3 separate regions of the Mus musculus genome follow, and all the other regions are linked to region 2. A link is a loop called in an ENCODE intact Hi-C map of the cell type or tissue named here. Cell type or tissue: left cerebral cortex. All regions are shown on one strand. Each heading gives the region's core, and the rest is flanking DNA. Links, peaks and the distances in the headings are about the cores only. Region 1 overlaps Banp (BTG3 associated nuclear protein). Region 2 has its middle 11 kb from the start of Gm34413. Region 3 overlaps Banp (BTG3 associated nuclear protein).

What was found. A loop is a pair of places that touch in the nucleus more often than their neighbours do. Peaks named below come from ENCODE experiments on the same cell type or tissue, not always from the same donor. Only the 100,000 strongest peaks of a DNase experiment are listed, where the experiment ranks them.
Region 1: it touches region 2 in a loop (5-fold over the local background); 3 of 42 quality-filtered maps call a loop at or near these places.
Region 3: a loop joins it to region 2, with 2.1 times the contacts of the local background. A loop is called at or near these places in 2 of 42 quality-filtered maps.

Annotation. Positions count from the first base shown.
Region 1 is chr8:122,001,046-122,011,517 of GRCm38, reverse strand. Banp (BTG3 associated nuclear protein) reads right to left here. Exons shown (of 14, transcript NM_016812.4): 8 at 10,387-10,472; 9 at 5,836-5,966; 10 at 4,356-4,427; 11 at 3,727-3,765. Among named protein-coding and RNA genes, the nearest start is that of Mir7237, 28 kb to the right of the region's middle. In left cerebral cortex, for the core only: a CTCF peak has its summit at 5,181; DNase peaks (open chromatin) are centred at 4,244 and 4,602; H3K4me3 peaks cover 1,376 bases; H3K27ac peaks cover 1,388 bases.
Region 2 is chr8:122,079,087-122,089,558 of GRCm38, reverse strand. It overlaps a transcript of Zfp469 not described here. Among named protein-coding and RNA genes, the nearest start is that of Gm34413, 11 kb to the left of the region's middle. In left cerebral cortex, for the core only: a CTCF peak has its summit at 4,399; DNase peaks (open chromatin) are centred at 1,586, 4,360 and 4,716; H3K27ac peaks cover 1,882 bases.
Region 3 is chr8:122,014,931-122,025,402 of GRCm38, reverse strand. It overlaps Banp (BTG3 associated nuclear protein), which reads right to left. Exons shown (of 14, transcript NM_016812.4): 12 at 4,759-4,884; 13 at 1,257-1,400. Among named protein-coding and RNA genes, the nearest start is that of Mir7237, 42 kb to the right of the region's middle. In left cerebral cortex, for the core only: no CTCF peak of the experiment used is centred there; DNase peaks (open chromatin) are centred at 4,431, 5,117, 6,909, 7,962 and 2 more places; H3K27ac peaks cover 4,201 bases.

The DNA.
Region 1 (10,472 bases), core at 1,742-9,741, 79 kb after region 2:
AGTCATCTCTCACAGCATGATTCACAATAAACGGGATGCATCATAGCCAGTGTTCAGGAGTTAACAGGGCAGAAAGGTAAACACTACTACAGCCACAGTGAGGCCCAGGCCGCCTGGGGGAGCTATTCTGACTGCACATGTTTATGAGAGAAAGACCCTGGAGTCATGTGTGAAATCTCTCTCACTGAGGCTGAAGCACATCACCGCTCCAGACACACTGCCACCAACTACTAAAGCAGCCAGCCGGGGCCCCAGCTGTCCAGGCAACGACCCACAGGGAGGAAGCTTAACAGGCAGCAGTGGCTCCCATCAAAGCTCAGATCTGTGGGCAGTGACTATCCAAGACCGAGGTCAGCCCCCAGGGGCCTTCTCAAGATAGCTACAGGTTTGCTGGCCTCAAGAAGTCCCCATGACCTCAAAAAGGTCACTGTTTAGCGCCTTCAATGCACCCAAGAAAACTCCAGCCTCTACTGTACTGACTGTGAGGACTGAAATCCCTCTGACCTGACAAGAAGTACTGCATCAACATGCTTGTCCCACCCACAGCCCAATTCTGGAGCCCTGCCCTGCCAGATCCCCTTGCAAGAGGTCCTAGATTCTCTGACCCTGCTTTGACTTCCCACCCACGCTCCACCCAAACAATTTTATCAGACCACAACAACCCTCCTTAGACCACTCTCCTTGACCATTCGCACAGCTACAAGTCAGGAATGGGCGGCAGCAGTGAGTCACCCACCTCCAGTGATTCTATGGCTTCACCGGAGAAGACATCACCATCAGCTTAAACAATCTGCCAGGCTCCCAGAGCTGACTCTCAACGAGACCCATCAGAACCAAAGCCACAGTGCAGTGAACACCTAGAGGCCCTGGCTCAGCCTCATCCCTCACTTTCCCACAGCTACAACCAGTGACTGCAGATCAGATCCAACTCTAATGGAAGGTCACATAAAGGACAGGTAGCGATCACAAGAAGACACACTGGCCGGAAGACAAGGGAGACAACAACCTATGTGTCTGGGTGCTGCAGCCTGAGGCTGAACTCAGAGCGCTCGGCCAGACTCCAAGGAGCCCGAAATCAGTTCTGATTGGAACCTACACTTACAAACCAAGGTAAAGCACAGCTGTGGGAACCCAGACAAAGACCTTCTAAGTCATGCTTTAAAGGATCCTGCTAAAGTTTATATTTCACTATCCAGGGAATCCCCTGCCTACTCCCTCTACTGACCAGAGATACTGAGTACTGAGTGCTGTATACAGAGTCCAGAGATACTGAGTGCTGAGTACAAAGTCCAGAAATACTGAGTGCTGTGTACAGAATCCAGAGATACTGAGTGCTGTGTACAGAGTACAGAGATACTGAGTACTGTGTACAGAATCCAGAGATACTGAGTGCTGTGTACAGAGTACAGAGATACTGAGTACTGTGTACAGAATCCAGAGATACTGAGTGCTGTGTACAGAGTACAGAGATACTGAGTACTGTGTACAGAATCCAGAGATACTGAGTGCTGTGTACAGAGTACAGAGATACTGAGTACTGGCCATTGCAGCAAAGGCCTGGAAACCTGAAGTGGGACAACAACTGGCAGACAGCAGTGACCCTTAGGGCTAGAATGGCCAAGAGCAAGCAGAGCCCCTCTAGAGCTGGCTAGAGCATACAAGGAGCAGAGGTGGAGAGCACGTAGCCCACCCACTCCCACACCACTCACTGAGAACAACCACTGAAGCTGCAAACGTTCCCATTACCCAATGGCCCCTTCTGACCACACTTGTCCACAGCAGCTATCTACACCGGGAGTAGCTGTGCACCTGACAGCCCAAGCTCAGATGGCTCTAACCTCATTAACCCTGAATCTCTGGTGCCCAAGTCCTCCTGTGGCAGACAGCCTCCCTCTGGGGACACAGCTGCCCCTGTCACCCTGCTGCAGCCTTGATGCAGCAAGCCCCACCACCTTCCCACATAGATGTCTTCCCAAGCTTTTACAACTGAGGACAGCGTCCTAATCAACACCTTCCCCATACATCTCCAGCCAGTGCCTGCAGTCAGTCTTCAGGAAAACAGCCCAGCATTCCCACGAAGATGCTGGAAGACCTGAGACCAGCGCAGCTAAAGAATCCAAGACCAACAGGCACAATCCTCTTGTGGACCTAGGAAGAGGAGAGGTGACAGAGCTGACTGTCCCAGCACAGGTCTGGGCTCTTTAGCTCCACTGAGGACATCAAGGTAAGTGGAGCATTTGTGCCTTTTGCACCATAAGTGAAGCCATTCTGAGTCAGGTGACTGAACAGACAGATGACAAAATGAAGGCAGAATCTCCGCAAGTGGAAAGCTAGGACAACCAGCTAACGGCCCAGCAGGAAGCAGCTCTTCTTGAGCGCTTGCTGCACATGGCCATCCGAAGGCAAGCTGCCACTGGGAGAGAAGGGGGCAGCAGTGAGTGCCCTTTGATATTCGGTCCCAGATACAGTGACACTGGGAAGCAGGGGACAGAAACAAAATATGCACAAAGAATTAAAGATGGACAAGTTACTTCTCAGTGTGACAAGTGACCAACATGGCAGCTTCTTGTAGGGAGGCTGCTTGGAGCTGAGCGGGCAGCAGGGACAGGCTTCTGAGACACTGGAGGCAGGGGCAGAACCAGAGGTGTCACTACCTGGAGCTGAGGCAATGGCTCTTTCACAGCCTCACTGTCCATGACTGGATGTCTGTGGCCATGCCATGAGCTGCCATGCTTGGAATTTGACCTTGGGATCTCTGCCCTCATGTTAAGTGGTCAGGGACAAGGAAAAGCCCACTGTGTTTATTTCCCACTCCAGGTGGAACTCTCTTCACAACACAAACAGTGGGGACCTGAGGAGGGTTTCACTTTCCTCAGCCACAGAAAGGTACAGCCTGCCCATGGGGAACACCGACAACCAAAGCCAAACCACATCCTCAAAGGCAGAGAGGGGAGCCAACTGCAAGCCTGGCCGGGCCTCTGCTGTCCCAGCTGACAGCAAGAGACCTCCAAGAGAACCAACCTCTGCTACTTGTTCCTAACTGCTCAAGCTCTGCAGAAATGCCTGGGACTTCTTTTCTTCTCTTTCCAAGGCGGGAGCACGAGGAAGCCGCATGGGTCTTCCAGCACAGGCAGTGCTAGTTTTGGAAAACAAGGAGCGGAACCTCCTGTGTGGTGAGTGAGTTCTGTGTGTCTTCACAGTGAAAGCCACATTGCACTAACAGAAGCCTGTCCTGACTACTCAGAACTCAGAACTAAAACCAATCTTCACAAAAACTCCTTAAAGGCCACACAGTGCAAACAAACCCCCACTGCCAGCACCAGCTTCCCTCCCTGCCAGTGGCACATCCTGCTGGGGACCCATTGCCTGGGGCACTTTAGTAAGCACATGAGTCCTCCGAGTATATACAACAGAGACCTGCTCTCCTCTCTCGGGAGAACAGGAAGTGCTTAAATTTAACCAAGCCTACCTCGTCCGTCAGATTTTCAGGGAGCATTGCAGAAACTAGGGGGGAGTTTCTTCTCCAGTGCAAAACCCAATGTGAGCGCCCAGGAAGGACAAGCGCAGGACAGAGCCCTGCTGTACACATCCCGGACAGCCCAGCTCAGCTCCGCTCCCTCGCTGGAGGCAACCCCACCCCACCCGACAGCAGTGCCCCGTGCTGAGGAGTACAGCCTGTATGCAGGCCACAGTGAGAAGGAGTGCGTGGGAAGGGTGAGCACTTACCTGGCCATCCTGACCCACATGATGGATCTGCAGATTGCCCTGTACAGTGCAAAAAGGGAACAGTGAGAACTTCCCTACACGATTCAGAAATAACCAGGAAACCACTAAGTATAAAAATTCAACCCCTTTTAGCAATAAAACCCACAGAAGCAAAACAAGTAGTATAAGCTGAATCTCTAGCTTTTTCTCTTATATTAAAATCATAAAACGTTAAACCCACGAATGATCAACTCTGACCCATGAATGAGGACACCTTTTTTTTTCTTTTAAACAACTGTAGATTCACAAGGTGTGTGCACAGTAGCCCAGATGGCCCATAGCAGAGCCGTGTCCCCATAGCAAGAATATATTATCAGAGCACTGTCTGCTTGAGTCATAATAGCTAGGGAGCTGCTCCCGCTGCTGGGACCAGAGGACCCTCTGAGTGTGCAGTGCCTCTCCACAGAGCTCATTGCACACCATCGTCAACTGTAAAGGACACCAGAAAAGCGTCCCAGTCATCCCCCACCCCACCCCCGCACCAGGCAGTCTCTCCTAGAGAGCATCCCAGGCTCTGCCAGAATGCCACTGGTTCCACACAGAGTGCAGGACTGTATGGCCCTGGGACCATGACAGGACCCCTGACTCACCTCGCTGTCCTGTGTGATCTGCACCTGCTCCCCTTGAGGCACCTGGGCAATGTGGAGGTGGCCCTGTGGGATCCACAACAAGAGAAGACACCAAGAAGCATCAGAGGAAAACAAACTGAAGGGAACAGCAAGAGCCCTCTGCCACCTCCCTGCCTGGCTGCTTCCGGCACCTCAGAAACTGCTGGGGAGCAAGGAGCTTTGGTTCCACAGCCTGGGCGGCGGTGAGAAGTGTGCACACACTGAGCTCCGGCTACAGCCTCCACAATGGTAAATCATGTAACTGCTCATCACAGGATTTACCAACTGTGCAGCTACGGGTGGCAGATGGGAGGAGTTAGTTGTGCACTGCACTCAAGTGGGCAGATGGTAAACTCACATTTAAACAACTCACGGGGGCCAGGGAGAGGGGAGGGAATAGGGGGAGTTCGAAGGGGAGACCTGGAAATGGGAAGACATTTGAAATGTAAATAAAGAAAATAGCCAATAAGAAAGAAAGGAAGGAAGGAAGGAAGGAAGGAAGGAAGGAAGGAAGGAAGGAAGGAAGCTAGCTCGCTCACGGAAACAACTGACAAATGTGTCTGCACAGAAGCCTGAGGCTCCGACTCCTATCAAAATCCAATCTGGGGCAGGAGAGATTAAGAACACTTGTTCTTGTAGAAGCCCTGAGCTCAATTCCCAGCACCCACGTTGGGCAGCTCACAATACCCCACATAACTCCAGCTCCGGAAGATCTAAAGCCCTCTTCTGGCCTCTGTGAACACATGCATTCACATGCACAAACCCTATACACTACTAAAAATAAAAATAAATCTTTTTATTTTTTAAATCCTTTTTTTTTTAACATAACCTTTAAGTTGCTTTTTTTTAAAGATTTATTTATTTATTATATGTAAGTACACTGTAGCTATCTTCAGACACTCCAGAAGAGGGCGTCAGATCTTGTTACAGATGGTTGTGAGCCACCATGTGGTTGCTGGGATTTGAACTCCGGACCTTCGGAAGAGCAGTCGGGTGCTCTTACCCACTGAGCCATCTCACCAGCCCCTATTTTTTAAATCCTATCTTGGCCCAAACAGATCTTATAGCAAAGAGCCTATTCCAGGGGCGGGGCCGGGCCGCTTCCGCTTCACCGCTCAGCTTCACCGCTCACGGGAACCTGTGCCAAGGCGGCCCATGGCTTGCTCTCAGAGCTGCCCCTAGCCAGATGAATACCTGCTGGGGTCGAGTCAGTCACACAATCAACAAGCCCAAGAGAGCCACCACTCAGAGTCGCTCTGTTGCCTTTAAAACAGCCCCACAGCACGGTGGACTAAAAGCTCCAGCTCCCCAGTGCCGCCCCCAAGTCCCGCTCTTGAGCAGCTTCTGAGGTGCGGCTTCCCGCTGTCTGCTCAGAGGGTGCAAGACTGCTTGGCCTCTGCACTGTCTACGCCTCAGAACACAGCACCCCCCCCCCCCCGCCATGGAGTAACGGGATACGTACTACTTGCACCTGTCCATCCTCCCCAATCTGGTGGATCTGGACCTGCTGGGCGTTGGCCAGGGCGTAGTGTAGGGCCTGTGGCTGTGACTGCTGTAGCTCACTGGTGGGAGGAGGGGTTCCCATCATGGTCTCTGTGGAACACAGGACAAGTGTCAGAATCCCTCAGGTCCCACACACAGAGTGAATGACACCTGTCATCTTGGCACCTTCACGTCTTCCCCACCTCAATTTCTACAGAAGAGGAAAGGCACCTGGCTCCCAGTTTCAGGTGAGCGCATCTCTCCTCTGCAGAGTTGTCAACTGCAAGTCAGGGGAACTGAGATTTGTGACAGAGATTTAAGATTCAGTGACACCGTTGTGACTAAGTGTTTCTCCTGCAAACACCTAGACAAACTGCTGAACTACTGCAGGGCTTGAGGTCTGTCCACAGAAATGACCCACAGGGCTCTGCTAGGACCAACCCTGCTCTAGAGTTGCACTATGTGGCATTTCTCCAAGACAAAATTAACTCAAAGATGCATCTGCAGCACAGTTTATTTCCTAAGTTTAATCAAAGTAAGGGACATTCGGTTTGATATAAGTTATATTAATTTTAACTGTAATACTAACTATAAAGATTTTCCCCCAGTACTGGGGATTGGGCCTAAGGCCGCAGCATGCTAGACACTTCAGCCTCTAACTGTAATGTCATCACAAGCAGAATTTTCTGAAACAAAAAAATTGTTTGTAATTTCTTTTTAAATTTTCAATGTATACTATGCACTTCTGTGGCAGAGAGTTGTAATAATTGATGAGAACAAACATGTTGGGCAAACAGTGTAACGCCCTGAACCCTGAGAAAGTAATTACCATTTTGTATGAAGAAGAAATATACAGTGAGATATCTGAATAGGTGAACACACTTGCCACCAAGCCTGCCAGCCCGAGTCTCATCCCCAGAAACCACAGAAAAAGGAAGAGCGAGCGCTACTCTCGAAAGATGTTCTTGAGCTCCACTCATGTCCATACCACACACATCCTCACTACCAGGAACCGACACACAGCACAGGGGCATGCATGTGAAAAGACACATATGAAGTAAATAAAATGGAATACAAGATGAAACTTGTAAATATTTGTAAAGAAAAAAAAGGAAGTCATTTGTAGTATTGTGCGGTGTCTCCTTGTCTCTGCTAACAATTCTAAGGTAACAAGGTGACCCAGCTGGAATCAATACCAATTCCAAATTAACAGAATGCTGGCTTAATTACATTTTACCATCACCAAATAGTCTTGAATACCAGACTAGCGTTGCTATGACAACAACAATGCAAACAGAACAAGGACAAAGATCCCAGAAGTCCCTTGGCCTAGTCACCACTCCGCTTAATCAGAACTCTGCCACAAATGTGGCATGTTAGGACAGACACAGAATGTCTCCTCCTCAGCTGACAAAGCAGTGCACTTTCACAACACCCAAGGGTGCTGAGGGGCAAGGACATCCCCAAGCCCAGGACCTCTTCTGAAAGCAAGTGCCTACCTGCCTGCCTCACCAGCAGCGTCCTAGAAACGAACTACTAGGCAGCTCTGAGCCAGCCCTAAGCAATACTCACCCAAAGCCACAGGACGAGGACTGCAATGAACAAGCCTCATGTTCCGGAGCCCCTCACCCCTTCAGCAGCAGCATCCTAGCCAATAGTTCTACTCCACGCTAGACCAGAGTGGGTAAGTGCAGTGCTCATGCTAAGTGTCTGCAGCCGGGAGGATGGAGACCAGGTCAGGAAGAAACGGACCTGCCGCTGCAGTGTCTTCTGGGAATGATGCCTAGGTCAGCCCAGTGCACATACTACGTGTTTGTCCATTCCCCAACAGTCACCCTGCGGGGCTGACAGCTGCCAGGGCTTCTCAAACATGCTACCTACCCCTGGGGACTTGCCAGAATTTGGGCACTTAGTAGACTGCACAGTGGCTGGCTGCCTACACAAGAGGCCAACGTTCACAGCATCTTAGCGAAATTGACAATGTTTGTAAACAAAGCAGCAAAAGGAATAAAAAGTACAACTAGCTACTAATAAAATCCTGAAAATTAAAACACAAACTATAAGTATCATCACACTAAGCTACTGCCAGCAACAGAAGGAAACACAAACAACTACAAGAGCGCACACACTGGCAAGTAAACAAGCCTGACAACACTGCAGCGGACAGGCACACATGCTGAGTCTCCACCTGCAACGCAGCTACTGGCTCAAAGACCAGGAAGCCACACTGATGTAAGAGCAGGCTTGGGCAGCAAGGTGGGTGCTAGTTGGGTGCTGGCTAGAAATGTGGACCTTCAGGCCACTCCACACTACCTCAATTAGAATATGAGCTGACCTTGATTCCACAGTAGCAGGCCAGCACCTGACAACCTGAGCATCTACAGTCCCAGACGCATGCGTCTCTAAGCAAGCCACCTCTAGAGGGAATAGTCCAATGGTTGTCTGCGCTGTGAATGGAGCCCTGACCGGCTTCTTCCCTGCCAATCCCTTGGCACCTGAACCTCTGAAGGCTCCAACTCACCAGCACTGCCACTCCCAGATCCTTCGTGGACACTGCCAAACCCTGTCCACTTAAGTACCTCATTCCTCACTCAAACTCACTGTCACCACAGAAGCCGTCCTGAGACGGCCTTCTCAGTGGCTCCCCTGGACCACGGGCAGGCAGACGTCAGAGTCTGAAAACGTACGCAGTATGCTGTGACCGTGTGTGACCATGCGTACAGCCACAGAACCCTGGCTCTTTCCACCCACCCTGTGCTTGTCTAACACTAGTAACACAGGCCGGGCCTCCTCACTCTGTCGGATTCCAGCGAGACCTGGCTCATCAAGGCCCTGTCTAATAAACTCTACTTGACCAATTCTTTGTGACGAAACAGCCACCTTCAGCCGTCATGAAATCCAGTGGCTGGCGGTCACTCCCTTGTGTTTCATCTCTAAGTCTGCTTGGCAATTTTTTGAAAATTTATTTCCTCCCCTGCTACTGATTTCTGTTCCTCTTTAAGTCCTTGGACATGACACTGTAGTGGCATGGGCTGTTAAGGCTGGGTCTCCTTAGTCACTCGGGTGGGTGGGCTGGATTTAGGTTTTGTTTGTTGTCTGTTTGGGTTTTTTTCCAGTTTCTTGGTATTGGATCCTAGATCTTGTGACTGTCCCTAGGTTAGAGGTGTCTGGATTTTGTTATCTTCCTAATACAATGATGAAATCTGTGGCCCAGTATGATCTTCTCAGGTTGTCATTAAGTTCTGGCTTTATGGGGTTGGAGACTTAGCTTAGCAGTTAAGAGCACCAGCTGCCCTTTCCGAAGACCTGGGTGCAGTTCCCAACACCCACATGGTGGTTCACAACCACCCATAACCCCAGATGCAGGGGATCAAATGCTCAGACCTAGGCATCCACTCGTCTATGCAGCACCTTCACAGCACGAAGGCTCACTGCAGTGCAGCCACTACAACCTGATCTAGCGGAATCTTCCTGCTCTTTAATCACACGGATTAAATCACATGGACAGTAACATGGGAGCCACAGTGAGACAAACAGAACTGATGGACCACTGCAGACTGCCACCATGAAGATCCGCTGCTCGGGTAAGGAAGGACCAAACCACAGCCCGCACGGCTGACAGCACTTGGGAGCACATCTTAGGTTAGCTACAAGTCGTGCTCGCCCCATTTAACAGCCACACACAACCTCACCAGACACATTCCTCACATGCCTAAAGGCTCCCTTGGGTTCCCAGGATAGAAGTCCAACTCCCAGTTCTGCGTGCCACCTGCAGCAACACTGCCTACCGGGAACAATGTGTGTGGCCCACACAGCTGCCACCTTAGAGCCTTGGCACCGGCTACAGCTAAGTAACTAATGGCCACTAAAACAAAGGAGGAAGAGCTCTTTCTGGAAGATGCTCAAGGAGGGCTCCAGGTGACCAGCTTTGTAGCTTCCAAACCAGAGTCCCTGGACAAAGCGTGCACTGAAAGGAAGCCTTGCCGGCCACCTGCCCACTGCTGTCCCAGATCCTGAGCAAACCCAGGACTCAGCTTTCAGGAGCTGTTGCTACTGCCAAGAAAGCTATGAAAAACAGTTTAAGAGGCAATTTTAGGATTGAGAGCATAGCTCAGTGGCAAAGTACCAGTGCCAAGATTGCCCAAGACCCTGAGTGCAAGCTCTACACTAGCATGAAGGGAGGGGACGGGCCAACAGGTAGGGCTCAGAGAATGTCTCTGCGATCTTAAGGACAAGCCTGAGTCTATAAGCTCAAACTAAGACTAAAGAGCACAACATGGGCCCTCCGTCCTTCACCCACCGCCACTCTGCAGCTACACAGTAGCTACTGTTAAGGCAGCAGGACGCTCAGAAGATAAGTAACCAGGCAACTCGAGAAAGGTCCCACACTAAATTTTCCTGTTGAGCCTACAGTGTAAATAGGCAGGCCCTGTGCTCTTGTCACTGCCTAGGGAGCTCCCACAAGGCCAGCCTCACTGACAGGGCCAGGACTGATGAACGGAGCTTCGGGACAGCGCCCTCCTGAGCCTACCTGAGGCACTGTAAGAGGATGAGGATGGCGTCCTCCGAGAGAAGCTCTTGACCGCCAGGCTCTGGCCTCGCTGCTTCCGCCGCCAG
Region 2 (10,472 bases), core at 1,202-9,201:
GGAATTTCAGGCTGTCTCAATGGCATTCCTTTTGGGTACAAAACATAAATACATCCATTTAAAAATATGGACTTCCTTGGGAGAGCAACCACATGTCCAGAGCATTCCAGGGCAGAACTGTAACGGTGCCTATCAAGCCCTCCAGCCCACGGACACGACTAGGATATGCACTTGATGTCCGTCCTCCCACCCAGATTGACACGGAGCATCTGGCTTCGAGCAGATTTCCAGAAGCATAGCCTATCACTGAAGAAAGCTTCATACACTGGTGCTGTCTAACACAACCTCAGAGAGTAAGTTGAAGTTTGTATTGTTTATGCATGTGTGTCTGTGTGTGCACAAGTGCACGTGCCTGTGGGAGCCAGAACACTGTGTCTCTTATCCCCTGAAACTGGAACTACAGGCAGTTGTGAGGTGCCATGTGGGTGCTGGGAACCGAACTCAAGTCCCCTACAGAAGTCCGGAGTGCTCTTAACTGATGCGCCATCTCTCCGGGCCCTTGTAGCAGACCCTGAGTGAAATGCAGTCACAATTGTGCGAGCCACGTGGCCTCTCGTCTGACTTCCAAAGGGATGGCCGAGCCACGAGACTGTGGAGAAAGCGCAGCTCAAGTGTGATCTTTTGTCTTCCAACCTCGGCTTCAGCACACAGCTCCCGGGCTGCTTCCCCTGCTAAGCTGACAGCCTTGGCTTCTCTTTGCACGGAGTCTCTTCTGATGCAATCACTGCTGGTGGACAGCTCTAAACACCCTCCCTGCCCCCACCCATAGGGCGCGCCACCAACACTAGGCTTGCCCCGCCAGAGTTTGTGTTTGTGCCAGCACCATGAAACTTAACTGTTGGCTGTTAAATATGGAAAACTGAATGTGTGTGCATGCACGCATAATGGATCTCGGGTGCCGTTACCTGGGATGCCGTTAACCATCTACTAACTTTTTGTTTGAAACCCGGTCTCTGACTGGTCTGCAACTTCCCATTAGGCTAACCTGAGCTGGCCAGTAAGCCCCAGGGATCCACTGTCTCCCCATCTCTGGGATTCTAAGCATCACACCTGACTTTTGTTAATGTGAATTCTGACGCTTAAGTTTGCACACAGCAAGCACTTTAATGGACGAGCCATTTCCCCAGCATAAATGTGAACACTTTAGACAGAATTAACAAAAGCCTCCAATAGTCCCCATGTGTCTCAGGGGCCCTGCCTACTGCTAGGCTGGAGGCTCTATGAGCCGTACCAACCAGGTCCCATAATGGTACCACGGTGGTACCCAAGGCTGGTAGGCAGTGGTCCCATGCTGCTCCCACATCCACACCACAGAGGCAGTACTACCATGGAGGCAGAGCCCTAAGTGTCAGGGGATCCTCTGCCGTCAAACAGGCTGTCAGCTAAGACTGAGGAGGAGCCACCTTCAAGTCTCACACCAAGCCTCAGTGCCCCCGTTCTGACACAAAAAAAGACAGCCCTGCCCTTCCTCCACCAGGGACACAGAGATACTGCTGGCTCATTTGTCTGTGAAGATTTTTTAAAAATCATTATTGTATAACAGGGAGCATGGAGCATCCCTTAGTGCATAGCTAAGGTCTTAAATCACAGGAAGTAGGCTGGGGGAGAGAGCTAACGTTTGGATGAGATGTCTGCTCGGAAGGAAAAGCCAAAGTCAGAAGGAGCCCAGCCATCCCTTTTCTCCAGGAGCTAAGCTGAGCAGAGAACCCGGGGAGCAGTCATTGATGCTCAGCTCACGCTCTCCCCACTCCCACTCCCTGTGCCCGTTCATTCATCCACCTTGTCCCCGAAGCTCACGAGCACCGTATTCATGGCGTCCTGGGAAGAGCAGCAGGCGTGAGTGAAACCAAAGCCTGACATAACGATCCCCATGAAGAAGAGGGCAGACAGCCTGAACCTTACGTACCAAGGACAAATCTGCCTAGAGCTTCTGTGGCATACACTGCACCAGTGCACACAGAGATCCTTAATCCACAACCCTCTGCAATGTGCCTTCAAGTCTACACATGCAGGAAAACGGACCAGAGGAGGTCCACCTGCAGTATGGCATCATACCAGAGAGGGCTAGTCGCCTCACATCCTATAGTGCCCTGGCTCTAGACTGGCCATCCATCCAGGGCAGTCTTGGGAGAATGGACCAGCTGTTTCCAGCAGCTAGAGCAGAGCTGGAGAGGGCAGTCCCCCAGGCAGTGGCAAGGGCAGCTGATGCAGCATGTGCAGAGCTATGGAGGAAAGGAACAGTGGCAAGGCTACTCACAGAGTCAGCTCAGCAGAGCGGAGGGAAGGGGACAGCCGGGAAGTTGCCCGTCGTCACAGAGGAAGCCAGGGCCGGGGACATGCTAAGTGCTCAGGGCAAAGGCTTCAGTGGGAAGAAAGCATGGAAGGCCTCTGGAAGATGTAGCCTTCCATTCCGGCCTTCACGTTGACAGCTACTTCAGCATACAGCTAATAAATGGTGTGGGGGACCCAGGCACTGTCCCTCCCCCCCCCACACACACACACTCAGGCAGCAGTGGCACCAACTCCAAGTTTTGATGTAGCTCAGAGAGGAGCCAGAGCGTGGCTCGGCCTCCTGCTGCAGAGTCTGGTACCGGATGCCCTGGTACTGAATGCTCTGTGATGGGCCACCTCCCCAATCATTCTAACAGAAGTTGGAGAAGGCTCACCTTAGTGTCATCACAGGCCAGTGTGTGACACAGGACCAAAGAATCCTGAAGGCCCTGAGGGATGAGACTCCAGGACCATGAAAAACTGTGACAGAGAGGTGACCTGGGTAAGAAGGCTCAAGTGAGCCCTGGCTCTCACTTCAGTGGCTAGGAGGACCTGTTTCCTCTGTTGGTGGAGACACTGACACCTTAATTCACAGGTTACACCAACAGTCATGATCTTGGGGTACTGACCTGACATCATCTTGTGTAGCATAGATCCCATAAAGCTTTGCACACAGCCAGCCACCCCCAAGCAGCCCGTGGGGCACACAGCCAGCCCCCCCCCCCCCGCAAGCAGACCCCATGGGGCTATCTGAAGCTGAAAGTGCTGCCTTGGAGGAGACAGAGATGGGACATTTCCTATAGAGGGAAGCCTCTGTTTGGGGCTGTTTTCTCTGAGGCTTTGTTACCAAGGACATCCTATTCCAAGTCCTGCCCCTCACCTGAGGTCACCGTCCATCTCTGCAGAAAGACACTAATTATTTCCATCCCTGCTAGCCAGGTTGGTGCTCACGGGCCAGGCTGTGTTTGGCACGGTGATGAGGTAGGCTGGAGAAGGGGAGCCTGCACCGTGGCCGGGTGCCCTAGTGTGTCCCCAGTGGCTGCTCTGCACTGCGCATGCGTACAGGGCCTGCCGCTGCTTTCTCGCCTGCAGCGTGTTTCCTGGGGGCCAGCCATGTCCTAAGCCACCCTTCATGAAACCTCTCTGCAGCAGGCTCTCCAGACTCACCCTAACTTTAAAGGTGTAACCCCGGCAGTCAGCCTTCGAGTTTGTGCTCAGTGGGTTCTCAACGCCCGTGTCAACGGGTCTCTGGTAGAGAAAGGGCATGCTTCTACAAACGGTGGAGGACAACCGGTTCTCCCTATAGGAGAGAAGGAAGTTGGACTCTGCCTGGCACCACACAGAGGTCAGCATGTGTGGAGGACCTGACTGTAAGAGTTGAAGCTTTAGCAGTCTCAGAAGAAGAAAAGGCATTCATAACACATTCATAACCTCGGATCAGGCCACTGAGATAAGACCAAAACCAAAACCAAGATGAGGGAAACGGGTGGCCACACCAGAGCCAAAAGTTCTGTGCTAAGCAAGAGGAGAAAAGGTCACGTGGTGGAGACTGTGCCCACCATCGGACGAGGAACATGCTTCTAGAACAGGTAAAGGTGTCCCTTGAGGCAGAACTAAGGGGCAACCCAGATTAAAATGTGGGCGATGGGGGTGAGGAGACGCTCGAGAGGAAGGAACACTTGCTAAGCAAGCATGGATGTGGAGTCTGTATCTCCCAATGCTGGGGGCAGAGACAGGATGACTGCTGGGACTTGCTAACTGTGAGCCTAGCCTGAGGTCAAGGAGGCAGCCTGTATCAAGAGAGGAAGGCTGAGCATGCCCAATGTCCCCCCACACATATGAACATATAGACAGAAAATGTGAACACAGTTAGCAAGGCCACAGAATACAGGGCCAGGGTCACGGGGCCATGATTGGCAGGGCCTCCCTTCACAAGAGGCTTATGCCGGGTCTGGCGACAGCAGCTCAGGGGCTGAAAATCTGAGCCGATGAGTCAACAAAACCCTAGATCATAGCAACCACACCCCACCCCTGCATGCAGAGCTCGCTGCTTCTGGAGAGGACCAGCCCACAGGAACAATTGTCACAGGATCCTCCTGGCTGCAGGGCACTGTTCTGCAGTGTCTATCCTGCGTGCCCACCACACGGAGGCAGACCTGGTGCTGGTGGTCTGGGCAGGATGGCTGGAGCCACAATTGATGTGGAGCGGGCACTAGGTGGGATGTTGGCAGACGTGCAGGGTGCCTCCATGACCCCAATAAGGGTCCCACAGCCCCACTGTGTGTTGGATGCTAGACATTCACGGACGGACGGCCATGTGTGAGGTAGGCTCTCTGATCCTCGGGAAAAGCAAGGAAGGCAGCAGCCTCAGACAGACACACTAAAGAAGGTCCCCTTTCCTCCCACTGGATGCCCAGCCTACATCATCATCTATGCTGCTAAGGAATGGAGAAGAAGGAGGGCAGGCAGCTGGGAGGTCGCCCACAGTGTTCACACCTCCTCCTCCTGACTCCCTTCCTGAAGAGTGTTTCCGGGATTTTTAGCCTGTGCTTATGTACCATGCTCAAAATAATAAATATTGACAACATCTTAAACATCTCACAAATGCCCTTGAGCTAGGAAAATTGTAGACTTAAAAAAAAAAAATTCTTCCCAGACTTTGTTTCTCCTTCAACCAATAGGAACAGCAACTGGGTTCCCAGTTCACCTGAGCTTTCCGACTGGGAATGGGGTGGGGGGTGGGAGGTAAGAGCCGTGAGTCTTTTAAAGACACAGAAGAAAGAAGCCCCAAGAAGAGGTTGGAATTACGATGATGAGCAGAAAAGAATGTAACTCACACCTGCCATTGGCTGGGCTGTGTCTTGCTGACCTCTGCCATTGGCTGGGCTGTGATTTGGTGACCCCTGTCATTGGCTGGGCTGTGTCTTGCTGACCCCTGCCATTGTCTGGGCTGTGCCTTAGTGACCCCTGCCATTGTCTGGGCTGTGCCTTGGTGACCCCTGCCACTGGCTGGGCTGTGCCTTGGTGACCCCTGCCACTGGCTGGGCTGTGCCTTGGTGACCCCAGTGTGACTGTGTCTGGACGCAGAGGCTTCTGGATAACTGAAGTAAGATGATGTTGCAGGGATGAGGCCCAGCTGCAGTGAGTCTGATGACCTCCTTAGAAGAGGAAAAGACACTAGGGCCTCTGGCTGCCTGGCTGGCTGGTCCTCTGGTGCAGAAGGGAGGCCACCTGAGGATGATGACACAGAGAGAAAGCCCTCTTCTTTTTCATTTTTTTTTTGAGGCAGGCTCTAACATAACCTAGGCTGATCCTGAACCTGCTATGTAGCTAATCCCCCTGCCTGCACCTCCTAAGTTCTGGGATCACAGGTGTAGACCAACAGGCCCAGGGCTTCATGCATCCAAGCCACGCACTCTACACTCTGAGCAGCACCACCAGCCACTGGCCTCCTGAAAGCTCTAAAAAGAGGTTCCTAGAGAAGCCAATGTGACTGGTTCCTTGGACACAGTCTTCCAGTCCCAAGCATCTTGTCAGAGGCATCTGACTGTACTGGGTCCTGACCTTGCTAACAATGGCTATGTGCTAAGCCTCACCAGTGACTGGCTGACACATCTTTCTCCCAGTTGCAAAAAGTCCTTCCAGGAACCGGCTTCTCTGTCTTATCTCCATTCACTGCTCTCTGCCAGGACATCAAGTGACTTCACCACCCTATGACGTTACCAGAATAGAAGAATACAACCAGATGGACCTCCTGCTTTGCGGGTCCAGGGCTTGAGGAGACAGTGGGGACAGGGCACAGCATGAAGCTCTGGCACGGACACAGGCCCCATGACCATGAGTGAGAGACGCTGAAGCAGCTGATGGGGAACCTGCTCTTCAGCGCTCCTGCCCAGCTCCTTCACCCTGTTCTGGGTACAGCAATGTGTCTATAACCTCAGGACTGGGTGTGAGACAGAGACAGGAGGATACCTGGAGCTTACTGCCCACCAGTCTAAGTGAATGGATGAGTTCCAGGTTCCGTGAAATATCCAGTCCCAAAAACTAAGACCCAGATCAATATAAGAAGACACCCAATGCCAACGTCTGCCTCCAGATCTATATGCACATGTGGGTTAGCACACCGACACATGCATGTCCGTACAACACACCACACACACAGAGAGAGAGAGAGAGAGAGAGAGAGAGACAGAGACAGAGACAGAGACAGAGAGAAAGAGAGAGAGAGAGAGAGTGTGTTATTACCTCTTAATTGAAGCATTCTCTCCTAAAGGGAGAAGAAAGACTCATAAAGACTTGAGGCACACTGAGCCAAAGTGGTGCACGCCTTCAATCCCAGCACTCGGGAGGCAGGGGCAGAGTTTGAAGCCAGCCTGGTCTACAGAGGAAGTTCTAGGACAGCCAGGGCTATAGAGAAACCCTATCTTGAAAAACAAGAGAGGTGGGGGATGTAGGGTGGGAGGGAAGGAAGGGGAAGAGAGAGAGAGGGAGGGAAGGAGGAAGAGCGACAGAGAGTCAGAGAAAGACGGAGACAGACAGAGGGAGAAAGACAGAGGGAGAGAGACAGAGAGACATACACAGAGCAAGACTGAGAGAGACTCCAACTGGAGCAAGCTGGAAAAAGTCACAGGATCCCCAAAGCCATGTGCCCTCCTCCCCTGGTTCTATAAGAATTGACACTTGTTGGGAAGACAAGTCTCTCTGTGGAGGAGTCTACCTGTAAGATAGACAGGGAGCTCCAGGGACCCAGCTGTTCGGAGTCGTTACCCACGACGACCTGTGCTTTTCCTGTGCCCACTTGCCTTTGAGTCACCCATGATCCTAGAACTGACCCCAGTAAATGCCTAGCTAGTTCGACAATCCAGACTTGGGGTGAATAGATGTTTGAATATGTCCCCTCAGGAAAAGTCACACAATGTTTCTGTGGATAGAGGTTAGAGGGTTTCCCGCTCAGTATACACTTGATCTTATTGTCAAATAACTGACCTTATTGCTCACTCATGGGCCCTCTGGTTGATGGACTGGCATTGGGCAGGCTGGCAGAGGACCCAGCCAGGGGCAGGTTTCACAGGAGCTAGTCAATGCTCAGACAGACAACAGAGACTGGGATCCCATACCATTGGTGTAGCCAAAATCTACAGCTGCCAAGGCCCGCCCCAGTAGATCCCACCAGAACAAGCAGGACCCTGGAATGTCAGGAAACCCCACCGACAGGGACACACAGCTACAGTCGATTCCGATACAGTGTTTTCCAGACCCAAAGCCCATCTCAGAGCTGGAGTGTCTACTCTGAGCAAGGCGGGGCCTGGTGCAGCACTTTGGTCACAGACACTTCCTGAAAGATTTTAAGAACCATTCTGATTGCTAGAGACCTCGAAACTGTTTCTCCACCAACAATCTGACAGCTCCCTCTCTGTCACAGCCTCAACCCCAACCTTCATCTCCACATTGACTCTGCCAGGGTCACCCCACACCCTGCCCTGAGAGTGTGGAAGGAAAGACCTGATGCTCTCTGTGAGAGTCAGCTCTTCGGCAGATGATGGTGTCTCCCACTCAAGCCTCCATGAACCAGGAAAGTGGTTCCCGGTCTCCAGTTTTCTACCCTGTGTCTCCTGGAGCACTCCGTGTGTGCTTTCACTGTGACTGGCTCATGGCTATCTCGAGAAAGTGCTTTAAAAAGCTCTACTGACTGAGCAATAGAGCACTCGCCCCGAAAGCGTAAGGATCCAAGTCTGGTCTGTTCCTGGGACCTGTGGAAAGAGTCACACATGTGCTTATTTATGATCCCAGCACTGGGGAGGCAGGGACAGGCAGACCCCTGGGACCTGCTGGCCAGCCAGACTAGCCCAATCTGTGGGCCCTAGGTTCTAATGAAGGGACCCTTCCTCAAAGAACAAGGTGGGTGGCACTTGAGGAACAATACCTGAGGTTGCCCTCAGGCTTCTACATACACACACACACACACACACACACACACACACACACACACACACACAAATCCCTGCATTTTAAGACTTCAGTGTCTTGTGACCTATGTTTGGCAGTTTGATCACAGAGGAGTGAGGATTCCCCTTAAAGTGGGTCAAACTCTTAAAAACAGGTCCCCAGGAAATCAGAAGAGGCTCTGACTGCTTCAGGTGCCCATTGCTTTGGATTTAAAGGTCATGTCAAGTAAGTTAAGCTAATTACAGAAAGATGAGTGCCACTTTTTTATTCATTTGTGGGACCTGTATCTTGTAGAGATACATAGGACCTTATATGCAGGTCAGTGCTCTGGCACTGAGCTATCGCCACGCAATCATACATGCCACAGGTACCACCATCATGCAGAGGCCACCCACTGCACAGAGGCCTGGATGCCACTTAGTGTGAGAGGCCATCCTGGGGAAGAGAGCCTTGCTCCCTCCCTCTTACAAGCTGGGGCCAACTCTGAGCCCCATAAAACAGCTCACGGTGGCTCTCCCTTCTTTCAGAGGCTGGGATTGCCCCAGGATGTCAGAGACCCACCCTGACAGAGCCTCCGACTCATTATGCAATTCATCAAATCCCAGATCTCCACAGGCCTACTTAAAAGTTGATCTCGTCTTAACCCCAAGCCTTCCCAACCATGAGAGTTTACAGAAGCCCCTGAGTTTCTGAAGAGACCCATAAACCCAGCCTTGCTTTACAGCCTGAGAGGGAATGACCACCCAGGCAGCTGCACAAGAACCTAGCTAGAGCAGGAAGTCACAGCTCTGCCAGATGCCTGTGGCTCCCCATCCTGCAAAGCCCAAACTTGGGATCTCTCCCTGGGGATGGTGATGCCATGCTGTAAGGCCCAGGCTTCCAGCAAGATAAGCTCTGACCCACTGTGGACCCCGAGCCTGCCCGCCAGCTTCCCAGCAGCAGCGGGCCAGGCCTCCTCCTCCAACATCAGATGAGTGAGTGAAGAGACAGGCGCTGGGTCATACAGAAACAAATGTGAGGTCGGGGCTGGAAAGGAGCCTCTGCCAGGCAGATGTCACATCCTGAGGTGGCTCTAAAACCTGTCTCCTGGCTCTGCTCTATATGCAGATGAGGAGAAAGAGAATATTTTTTAAAACTTATTCACTTTACATTCCACTCACTGGCCCCCTCTCGGTCATCCCCTCCCACAATCCTTCCCCCATGCCCCGCCCTTCTCCTCTGAGAACATCTGAAACCCCTGGAAGTCAGGAGATGGCTCTGGAAACAGAGTGCTTGTCAGGCAAGCGTTAGGACTCAGCTAGGACCCCAGCACTTGCATAAAAAGCCAGCTGGGGTGCAGTGCACTTGTGGGCAGAGACAGGTAGAGGTGTGGCCTTGACCTTGTCTCTAAACACCTCAGTGGGTGGAGCCCGAGGAATAGCTGCTATTGGTTGTCCTCTGTCCCCTCAGTGGTCCCTCTCCCTCTTCGCCTTGAGAGAAGATGTGTGAGCAGGGCCTGAGAAGGATTTACAGGAGGTGAAGGCTTTTATGGATCAATGCTACATCCCATCTTTTAAGGAGGAACCTGGCACCATTGGAGGGAAAGGGGTCTGGCGAACTATATTAGATCAGAGGCTGGAACTGGGGGCAGAGGGTCACGACCCCAGCATCCTGGCATCTTGGGCAGCCATGGAAGGCAAGGGGGATCCAGAAGTTTGTCCTCTTGGTATCTTTGGCCTGAGCACGGGATACAGCCACATGTGTCTGAGGTCAATTACCACCTGCAGCCCACAAAAGGCAGAGCCCAGCACCGGAGGGAGCTGGTGGATCAACCTCTGTGCTTGACAACAGCAGCACAGGACAGAAGGGAAAGGTCTGAGGGGGACAGGGAACATCTGCTGAATGAAATACAGACACAGCAGACAGAGATCACAGGTTTTCCATGAAAATGAACCCTTGACTCCTAGAGGTGTGGCCCTGGCCAATGAGATTATCCCTGGCTCGAAGGGCAGGCACATGCAGGGAGGTCCAGAGGCCAAGCAGGGTTCCTTCCAGGAACAGCTGAGGGATACAGCCTGGCTGGAGACGCCTTTGGTGACAAAGAGCAGCGAGGCCCAGATGTGGCTGTCAGGAGACCTTGGGTGACCCCGGGGAAGACTTCCCTGTGGATGAGCTCAGCTTCCATGTCTGAGAAATGGCAGGACGATCACGTCTGGACCTTCCTGACCTTGGTGAGAAACAAATAGAGTTGATTTAAGTGTTGAGCAAGCATGGAG
Region 3 (10,472 bases), core at 1,158-9,157, 64 kb after region 2:
CTGAGGAGAGACAAGCATGTCTCACATCCACCCAGAAGAACGTGGGCAGCTGGGCATACAGCTGACAACTTCCCAGCCTTACCTCACGGTGCCCCGAGAAACAACTGTAATTAGACACACCACATTTTTAACCTGACATATTTCCCTAGAACCTCAGGGTCACACTGACTTCCTACAGAAACTGCCCCAGTGTTCTAAGTGGCATCTTGGAACAGCTTAAAGACATGGCACCTTTCAACGAAGTGTATGAGAAAGTCTATGAAGTCACTGCTTCAAGGTGAGGACTTGCAACCTTGGAATAATGACTGCTCTTCCATCTCTGCTAGACTGCAGATGCACTGAAGGATAAGTCACCTAAGATTTGGTGCAGAGTTAGCATAGGTTCTGCACCACATGAGGCCAAGGTCTCACATGGCTGGCACCTGACAGCTCTTGCTGTACATGTAAGTCTCTGATTTTTAAAGATAAACAAAAAAGTTTCCACTCTCCCTACTGAGGATGGCATGGCTGAGGCCATAGCCAGTTTATAAATAAATAAATAAATAAATAAATAAATAGGAGGAGGAGGAGGAGGAGGAGGAGGAGTGCAGCCCAGGTGTGGGCAGCTATGCACAGCTGTGTGGCACACTGAAGGAAGTGTCTTGAGGCGTGATGGGGGTCATGGCTGAGGCCTGCAGATGGGAAGTCTTCACTTAGGCCCAAGTTCCTTCTCTGAGAACCTGGAAGATGTCATTCCGAGGCCTTCAGGAAAGGAATTCCACAGTGCCTTCTCCTCAGATGCCTGGCCTAGCAGCTCCGTAAGCCCTTCCAATGCCTGAGGCAGACAGGCTTCAACAGCTCCTGGGAGAAGTAAAATCCTGAGCAGCCTACAGCCAAAGCCCTATTCTCGAGTTCAGGTGAGCGGAACCCTGTGAGAGCCTGCGCTGCTCACTACACCAGGCTTAGGCCGCAGAGGAAGGAGTCCAGGAAAGCTGCCTGTGCCAGCAGCTGTGCAGAACAAGGTAAGGAGACTTGACCTGTGGAACAGACTCCACTGTAGAGTCTTCTCCTCCTACCAGGTCACCTGTTCTTGCTGGGCTGAGATCAGAGGAGCCCACAGACGCTGATCTCAGGAGTTAAGAGTAAACAGAAGCCCCACGCCTGATTCAGACCTGTATGCCTCTTGACAAGGGTTCCTGGGTCTACAGGTATGTCAGACAAGCCCAAGTTCAGTATCTACTAGGGAGGCTGGTGGGACCGGGAGGGACAGGACTCACCTGCGCTGCGGCTGTGTGGTCACTCACAGGCGCCAGCTGGACATACTGAACCTGAATGTCACTGCCCTGGAGAGGCGACCCATCTACTCCTGTAGCAGCAGGGTCTGAAGAGGCCACGGCTATGAGCTGAGCACCCTGCAGTACCTGGGGTTGGGGACAAAGCCAGGCTGGTCAGTGGAGCTCGGGTCAGCAGACCCCTATCCTCTTCAGGTCCTGGAGCAGCAGGAGGCCCCCAGGCCTGCAGCATGGATGTAAGTGCAATGGAGCCTCACTGCCCAGTGCAGAGAGACGTCTGCTTATGTGAGTGTTGAGTCTTCGACTGTCATGAAATATGCCACATTCACACTCAAGTCTTGCAGAAACACCCTTGTGACACACAGGCATTAGTCTTTTAAAGCCCGTGTCAAAACAAATAAGCTAGAACTTGAAGCCTGCACGGGCACACTGAAGACGGCAGAAGAGCTTAACAAAGCCCTGGACAGAGCCCATGTGGAGCCAATAACTTTAGATAGAGAAGCAAAAGGAGAGGGAGGCTGCAGAGATGGCTCGGTGGGTAGACTGCTTGTATGCAAGCATGAGGACGTGAGTTTGGAGCTTCAGCATCCACACAAATCAAGGGCAGCTGTGTATGCCTGTAACCCAAACAGGAAGACTGCTGGAGCTAGCCTGTAACCCAAACAGGAAGATTGCTGGAGCTAGCTCACCATCCAGCCTAGCCAAAATAGTGAGCTGCAGGTTCAGTGAGAAAGCTTGTCTCAGGAAAAAGGTAAAGACAGATGAGGATACCATCCACCTCTGTGTGCGTATACACACACACACACACACACACACACAGACAGAGAGAGAGAGAGAGAGAGAGAGAGAGAGAGAGAGAAGGGAAGAGCTACTGTGGTGGGGAGAGTGAGAGGTAAACAGGCTGTGGGGAGGGTATAAGCAGAGACACCAGGAGCAAGTCACTACAGAACAGACCCCTCGGTCCTTCTTAGCTGCATCCTTCCAGCATCCTGACCCTGTATAACTAGTGACCCTGCCTCAGAATGGACCTGGAGGAGGGACTAAACTCAGGGTGACCCTTGGGGTGACCCCAGCCCTGGATATTCTTACCACTGATTCACTTCCCACAAACCACACCTGGTGCTCACACAACTGGGCAGGGGGCTCGAGGCAGGCAATGCAGAGCCTCCATCTGCTCCTTCACAGTTGCCAGGAACCATGGGCCCCGCCCTCATCAGTGTTGTACAGTCCCAGGCAGGCAAGAACAGCAGTGGACGGAATGCCCATATTGGAGGCTCCTGTGGCATGATGGCACACCACCCTTTGGTATGGAGAAGACCATGTGGTTCCCCACAAGCAGAGACAGCAGCACAAACACCCAGTCAACTTCTAAGAAGAGCTGTGCTGTCAGATGACATGTGCCTTTTTAAAGGACACACTGCAATCGAGGACAGTGTCTCTTATGCTAATGAGGGTCTGCCAAACGAAAACACACTCAGGTTCACGGTAGTGGGAAAATATTGAGGGGGGGGTACTTTTTTTAATGACTGAAAAGCCCTTTTTAACATTTTTGAATAGCTAAGAAAAAGTGAGAACTATTTGGGGAAATGACTGCCAAAAGACTGAATATAGCTGTCCCCTTGGCAACTGCTGCTGAACTCCGTCAGATGGGCTGCAGTGACAGAATCAGGAAGTGGCTCTTTCCTAAGGACTCTTGGCATGTCTTTGGGAAGTGGTCGCTCTACCTCTTTCCTGGAGAGTGCAGTGGCTTCTGGGTCATCTCACTTCCAGTGTGAGTCCGCGCACCTATGGAGGACCTGACAGACTCTGCTCAGGGAAGAGTCAAGAGACAGCAGCAGCAGTGACAGCCTGTCCCTGCACACAGACAGCCCTCCAGACACACCTCCCTGAACCTGCTTACTGATGCTTTTCTGTATGTCAACATCTGGGCATAGGAGGACAGGAATCTCCATGGGCCATGGTGACAGGCAGTGGGCTATGCAAACACAGGGGAGCTGGCCCTCGGCCCTCTCTAGGTGCTTAAACTCAGGTTAATTAAAAGGAAAGAGGGTGTGCAAACACACATCTGGGCTCTGGTTTCCAGGCAAGCTCAAAAGTCCACATAAACACTTGCCTGGTACTTCTGCCCCCAAAACCTCAGCGTTCCCTATTCCACACCCACTCTGGCACAGCTGCTGCACAATGCTACTGGCCACACCCTCCCTCTTCAGAGCAGAGCAGGGCAACAGATGCTGAGTTGCCCAACAGCTGGCTGACAGTAAAGGCTCCTGGTTTTAGATTAAGCTAGGCCCCTTGCAGAGGGAAAAGCCTGAACAGAGTACAATGATCCAGTCTTCTAAGAGTCACTGACAGAGCCCTTGGGTTTCTCCTTCACACTGACTTGTAGGCAAGGTCATCGTCTGTGCTCAGAACTACATTTCTCCAGGCCTGGTGCTCTGCTTCATCTGACCAAGCAGGTCAACGTGAAACAAAACCTAGAATTTTATATTTAGGAAAGAGCAAGCAAGAGCTCCTGTTTGGGGACGGCCATTGGTGGCAGACTTGGTTAGAGCCTTGGCTCTTCCAGACTCTTGACCTTTCATGGGTAGGCAGGGCAGCTTGGGCTCTCTCTTCCCCTGCATTTACCCAGAATACCTCCTGCTCTCTTTACTCAGCAGTTCTTGTGGATCTTATTGGGTCCCACATGCTTCTCTGCCAACCCTGCAGGCTAGCGAAGCCATGCTCTACAGACAGATGAACATTTCCCACACAGCATCTGAGTCCCCGGAGCTTCCTAGTCTCACTGCAAGAACCTGAGGTCAAACAGACAGGACAGTGTCTATGGAGGATCTTTGGCCCACGTGTACCTGGCTGTCTCCCCTGACCTACCCTGGGCCATCCACCAGGGTAACCCAAGGACAGGCAGTGGGAGGGGGGGGGGGTTCCTTGAACAGCAGAAGCAGCAGCTTCAGAAGGAAGGAAAGGACACAAACACCAGAACTGCTGCAATAGCAGAATGGCCCTGTCTCCAAGAATGAAAGGCTCCGTGGGACGAAGGCTCCAAGCTCAGCAGATGGGCCTGACTTAATGGCCATTCATCAAGCCATATGTCTTCATATGCCATCAATTGTTTCGTATGCCTATACACATGTCTTAAGACACATGTGGTCATAGATGTGCACATGCACACATCTGCATGTAAAGTCCATGCCTGTTCACAGTGACCTTGTCAGCAATGCCAAACCCCTAACATGCACCTCCACTCTGATGTCTCTGGCTGCCCAAGCAAGCTCTTAGCCTCAGGCCTCTGTGGGATTCAGCATAGACAGTGGCAGTCATTGTGGCAGCCTCTGTAAGCCTGGGCTTAGTGTGTGGCACAGGCTCTGTAAGGACCTATGGCAAGCAGGACGTGCCTGCTGTCCAGAGCTCTGACCTGACCCTTCTTTCAAGGTCCCTGGAAAACACTGGTCAGGCCACCCACATCTCCCGACAAGAAACACTTACAAACCTGGATCATTTCATTTCCAGCAGGCAGATCAAGTGTGTCTCCTCCCAGAGGCCAAAGCTGGGAGGGATTAGCCTGGGCCACTGAGTCACCGCTGACAGGAATGGGATTCTGGCACAGGCCCCACGACTGGAAGAGATCAGAATGGGGGCTATAGGCTCTGCAGGGACTTGTCAAGCCACAGATCCCACCTTGTGGGGAAGAGGTAGGAAAAGGAGAGGTGCTGATACACTGTGGCTGCCTGGTTTGCTATCTCCTGGTAACTCAGAAGCCAGGCCACATTTGGAAACCCCAAGTTAGGAGTTATGACATAACCAGTTCCCCAATCATGTTACATTTTTACAGGTTCCTCCATGATGAATTTAAAGTAGCTGCAGTTGCATTTAAGGAAACTCTTGCAATCACAGAACCAGTTTCCCAGAAAACTCTGCTGTGCTGATTGTAGCAAACAACACCCTCCCTGCTCAGCAGCGCTGTCCTACCAGCACTGCCAAGAAAACCACTTTCTATATGAAACGCGAAGCTGCTGAGACGTGAGGTGTTATACTGTAGGAAAACCTGAATTTGCAATATTAAGACAAAGGTGTAACTTGACCAACCAATCAATGAATGGAAGCAAGATTCCCAGCTGGAAAAAAGCTTAGAAAGTCATGGCTTTCAAAGACTAGAAGCTACCAGGCCTGGCTTACAAATTGTCTCCCAGTGAGGAGGCTGTGGGGCCTGGATCCTGGCTACGGGATCTGACCACATCTGGTTCAGCTGTAGGGAGGAGCTGGTGAGCCATCACCTTGGCTGGCTGCTGTGATGAAGAGATCAAGATACGTGTCAGGGTGCCATCATCATACTCACTAGGAGGGTACTTGCCAGGAAGGCCTGGCCGTCCCTCAAAGTGTCCAGTTCTAGCCATGCTTCTTGGGCCTGCCCCGTGGGCCTCTGGTCCACTCTCAGGAGTTGTCATACTAGTGACCATTCCTCCTCCAGCAACAGGGGAAGACAAACACCTGCTCTGCTGTGTGGGCCATTCCTGAGTCTGCCTCCAGCACCAGAAGGAGTTTCCGAGGCATTTAACAAAACAAGCACCTTTAAGCCACACATGATGGCTGATTATCCTAGCATTTGATAGGGAGAAGCAGAGTTGAAAGCCAGCCTTGGCTATTTAAGTGAGTTGGAGGCCAGCCAGAGCTACATGAGACAAGCTAAGTAAGGTGTCACTGGTAATGCTACTCTCAGGTGAGAGCTATGACAGCCACAAGGACACTGTAGGAAGACAGCTGGGAGCCAGAGATGGCAGGCAGGGCAGGGAGGAGGACACATGGCATCTAACCACACAGCCCACAAACAAGGCTCCAGAGACTCCAGCAACACTGGACCACTTGCTCTGTGACTGACAATTGCAGAGGAACCCAACAGGTATGTACTACAAATGTTAAATGTGTGGTGTATCACAATGAGCACAGGAAGGTCCGCTGCATGCCTGAATCAAGCACATTCCAGTCTCTGGCATCTAGCAGTGCTTCAAGAGAATCAACCGCACAGGTTGAGGTTTGACCTTAATGTTAAATTGGTGAATAATAAAAACCTGAGTCAGATCCCAGCTATTGGACAGCATCGATGAGCTTGGGTTGGGTGACGAGGGTACATTTTGGCTGCCCAAGAAAACCAAGTAGTGAGTCTTCTTGGGGATCCCCGCTGCTACAGGGAGGAGTCTGGCAGATACAAGCCTTCAGCTACAAAAGAATGCAGCAATGCAGGCCACCATGGCATGGCACACAGGGGCAAGTCTGCACTTATCTCCCAAAGATGAACTTCCATTCCCTTCACTCTGCCTGCTCACCCCGCATCTGGAACAGAGCCCTGATCTGCAGGTTCTCCCAACAGGCTCTGGATGTGGAAACGTCTGACTGCAGTGACATGAGAGCTGACGCCAGGTCAACAGCCAGACCCTTCATCTCCCGGCAGCCAACGCCAGCTAGCCTACAGCTGACCTCAGGGATCCCCAAGGGACAGCACAGACTGACACGCCAGAGACGAGGACGAGGAGCAGGCACTGCTACATTCCCGGCTTCACTGGTTGCAGCTCCCCTAACACATTCTGAAGCAGTGCCAATTCTTTTCAGACGTAAGAAAGAGCAGCGGCGGGCAGGAGTTGGAAACTGCGCACTGAGGGAACCAGGAGGACTGTGCTTTGGACATACACCATCTGCTTTTCCTCCATCCACTGCCAACTCTGCAGCTCTACTTAAAACCCAACTGAGATAATGCAAAACTGGTGCTAACCCTAAAGTCAATGCAAGAAGCCCCAGGACCTTTCAGCAGTATCTGCACATCAAACTCCAAGGCCCACCAAGAGTCTACTAGGGGTAAAACCAAAATAGGAGAAAGGAAGCCTTGTGCCAGGAGTAGACACGCTTCCCTGCGGAGATTAGTGTGGCCAGAAGACGGCCTGGACCACAGCTGCAGGGAAAAGGCCCAAGACGCTAAACTTGTTTCTCACTAACTTGATCCAACCCAACAAGGATCTTTCTGCAACCCACGTGATAGCTCAAACGGAAGTTTTCTCCCGAGAGTGGCGAGGTGCTAGAAAGACGGCTATCCAGTAATACCTCCAACCACTGACCTGCTCAGAGACTAGCCACAAACATTTCACATATACACACATTCCTACAGCAAAACTCTGATTGTGTCTCGCTGTCCCTCCCTACACCAGTATATTTGTGTATGTGTGTGTATGCATGTGTGTGTGCGTGCACACATGTATGTGTATCTACCAGCCACATATCAATGTTTGTTTGTTTGCTTGTTTGTTTGTTTTTTGAGACAGGGTTTGTGTAGCCCTGGCTGTCCTGGAACTCACTTTGTAGACCAGGCTGGCCTCGAACTCAGAAATCCACCTGCCTCTGCCTCCCGAGTGCTGGGATTAAAGGCATGCACCACCACGCCCAGCACCACAGATCAATGTAAATTGCTCTCTATGTTCTATGTTGACATGAGGTCTCTCATTGAATCTGGAAATTGCTAATCTGGCAAGCCCGGCAGGCCCGTAGACCCTAGAAAATTTCCTCTACCCAGGTCTTCAGGGCTGGGATTACAGATGCAAATGTCACACCAGGCTTCTTATGTGGGTGTGGGGCCTGGAATCCAGGTCCTCATGCTTGTGTGGCGAGCACTCTGCCAAGTGAGCCATATCCCCAGCGACTGCTTTTCTGGGTCTCTGTCCTAGTTAAGGTTACCACTGCCGTGATGAAACACCACAAGCAAAGGCAGCTGGGGAGGAAAGGGTTTATTTGGCTTACACGTCTGCAGTGTAGTATGTATATCAGCGAAGGAAGTCAGGAACTCAAGCAGGACGGGAACCTGGAGCAGGAGCTGATGCAGAGGCCATGGAGGGGTGCTGCTTACTGGCTTGCTCCCCATGGCTTGCTCAGTCTGCTTTCTTATAGAACCCAGGACCACCAGCCCAGGAGCAACAGCACCCACAAAGTGCTGGGCCCTCCCACATCAAGCACTAATTGAGAAAATGCCCTATAGGCTTGTCTACAGGCCAGATTTTACAGGCATTTTCCTAACTGAGGTTCCCTCCTCTCTGATGGCTCTACCTGTGTCAAGCTGACATAAACTAGCAGCTTGGTCTTGCTCTGTAGCCCTGCCTGGCCTCCAGAGGTAGACGAGCAGCTGCCCTCTGTGGCCTCTCAAGTGTAGGTGCTCTCACTCTTGCTCAGCTCTGTCATTTTTAAGCCCTCTAAGTGTGTATGTGTGTGTGTATGTGTATGCACGCATATGTTATGCATGTGTTTGCATGGGAAAGGGGTTATGGCACACACATGTAGAGGCCAGAGGGAAACACCAGATGTCTTCCTCCATTGCTTTCTGCCCCACTCCACTGAGATAGGGCTTCTCAGCAGATATGGAGCTCCACATTTTCCTCCCTGGATCTAACTGTGCCTGCTTCCAACACTGGGGCCATGCACAGCATTTACATGGCACCGGGGGTTCAGACTTAGGGCCTCACGACCTTGGGGTGGAGGGGTATGCCACCATACGACAGATGTGGTCTAGAGCCCCTGGCTGCAGTGACTCCTCCTAGCCTCATCTCCAAAGCCCTAGGAAGATGTGGTCTTGCACACTGAGCCAGGAGAGGGCCTGGGCTATGGAATGACAGGTATGCAGCAGCCAGGCAGGCTGCCTGAGAGAAGCCCCCAGGCTGACGCCTAGCCATGCTTCCAATACTGCGCTCTCATGGGCTTTGCCGCTAAACTGGGAGTGAGCAGGAGGGAACCTTAAGGTAGAGGAAGCCAGAAACAATGCCAATGGTGATGTAGGGTGGAGGTGGGGTGGTCCTGGTCCTGTGGGTTGGACTGTCTCTGCAAGTTTGATGAGCCTCCATAGCTTAGTATAACCTCACTTAGAAACAGGGCCCCTAGAGGATCAGGGCAAGCCCTAACCTAAGGACAAGTGTCTTTCCAAAAATAGGGACATCCAAACACAGAGCACAATTCTAGAAGGCTGTAAAACAACAGAAGCTATCTAGGATGATGTGACCATAAGCCAAGGAATACCAAGGATCTAGTACAAGAAGCAGAAAGCCCTTCCAGAGTCTCGAGAATTAACGAAGGCAACCTGGCCTCCTCTGCACACCTCTGTGCAGGCAACCTGGCCTCCACTGAGTGCCTCAATAAAGATGGATGGGCAGCCTCTATAAGTGCCTTGGACTCCTCTGCAGGCCCTGTACAGGTAGCCTCGCCTGCTCTGAACATCTCTGGCCTTTAGAATGAAGGCTGTGGCATTTATTTCATTTAAGATCCAAGTAGGGACCAGGGGTTTGGGGGTCCAAATCCCAAAGCACAAAAAAGCCTTTCACTTGAGGCTACCAACTGGACCACAGGCTGATAAGAACTTCCCAGAATACCCTGAGGCCTCTCTAAAGGCTCCTGTCCTCTCCTGCAGCTGCTTTGGGCCAGCTCAATGCCCTTCAAAGGAGCCACCAATGGTCTCCTCTAACTGCTTCCTTGGGTCCTCTCCACACTCTCTAGGGCCCCTTGCTAACAGGAGTGACAAAGATAAATGCTGGATCCCTGCTGGGTGTCAGTAGGAATCTGTAGTATCTTAATGTAAAGAAGTCACCAGAATGCAAAAAAATACACAAAATAGTGACTTTAAAAGCCAAATTCCAGCTCTGAAGTGGGCAGAGCAGACCTATCTAATAGCCTGAAGAGGCACAGAGGAAGAGCTTCACATATCCATCCATAAAGAAACAAGCCCTGCCCTCCCATGTACACCAGAGCACGGCCCACTTGGCTGGCAAGGTAATGCACACTAGCTGCCCAGCCTGTCTCACCTGTAGCTGAGTGCTGCCAGGCCCACCGTCTTCCCCCTGAGCCTCCTCAAGCTCAAGCATTTCTCAGAGCTCTGTGCCTCAGGACTCTGCTAGCAAGGAGTACAGCACTCAGCCCTGACCCCAGAACTCAGAGAGTAAAGTGTGATGGGAACTGAGCAGTCTTGAGAAACTCCCCAAGAAGCGTCCCAGCCTCTGTTGCAGAGACTCCCGGGCTTTAAGTGGGAAGCAGCAGACAGTCCCCACTGAAGCACAGGGGAAAACGAAAAGCTCCCTTAACATGACATGACAGTTGCTCTTTATGGCAAGTCTTGTGACTCGTCATAAGCAAGAGGTCACTTTGACATGACTAAGACCAAGAATCCAAAACACTAGCACATGGATT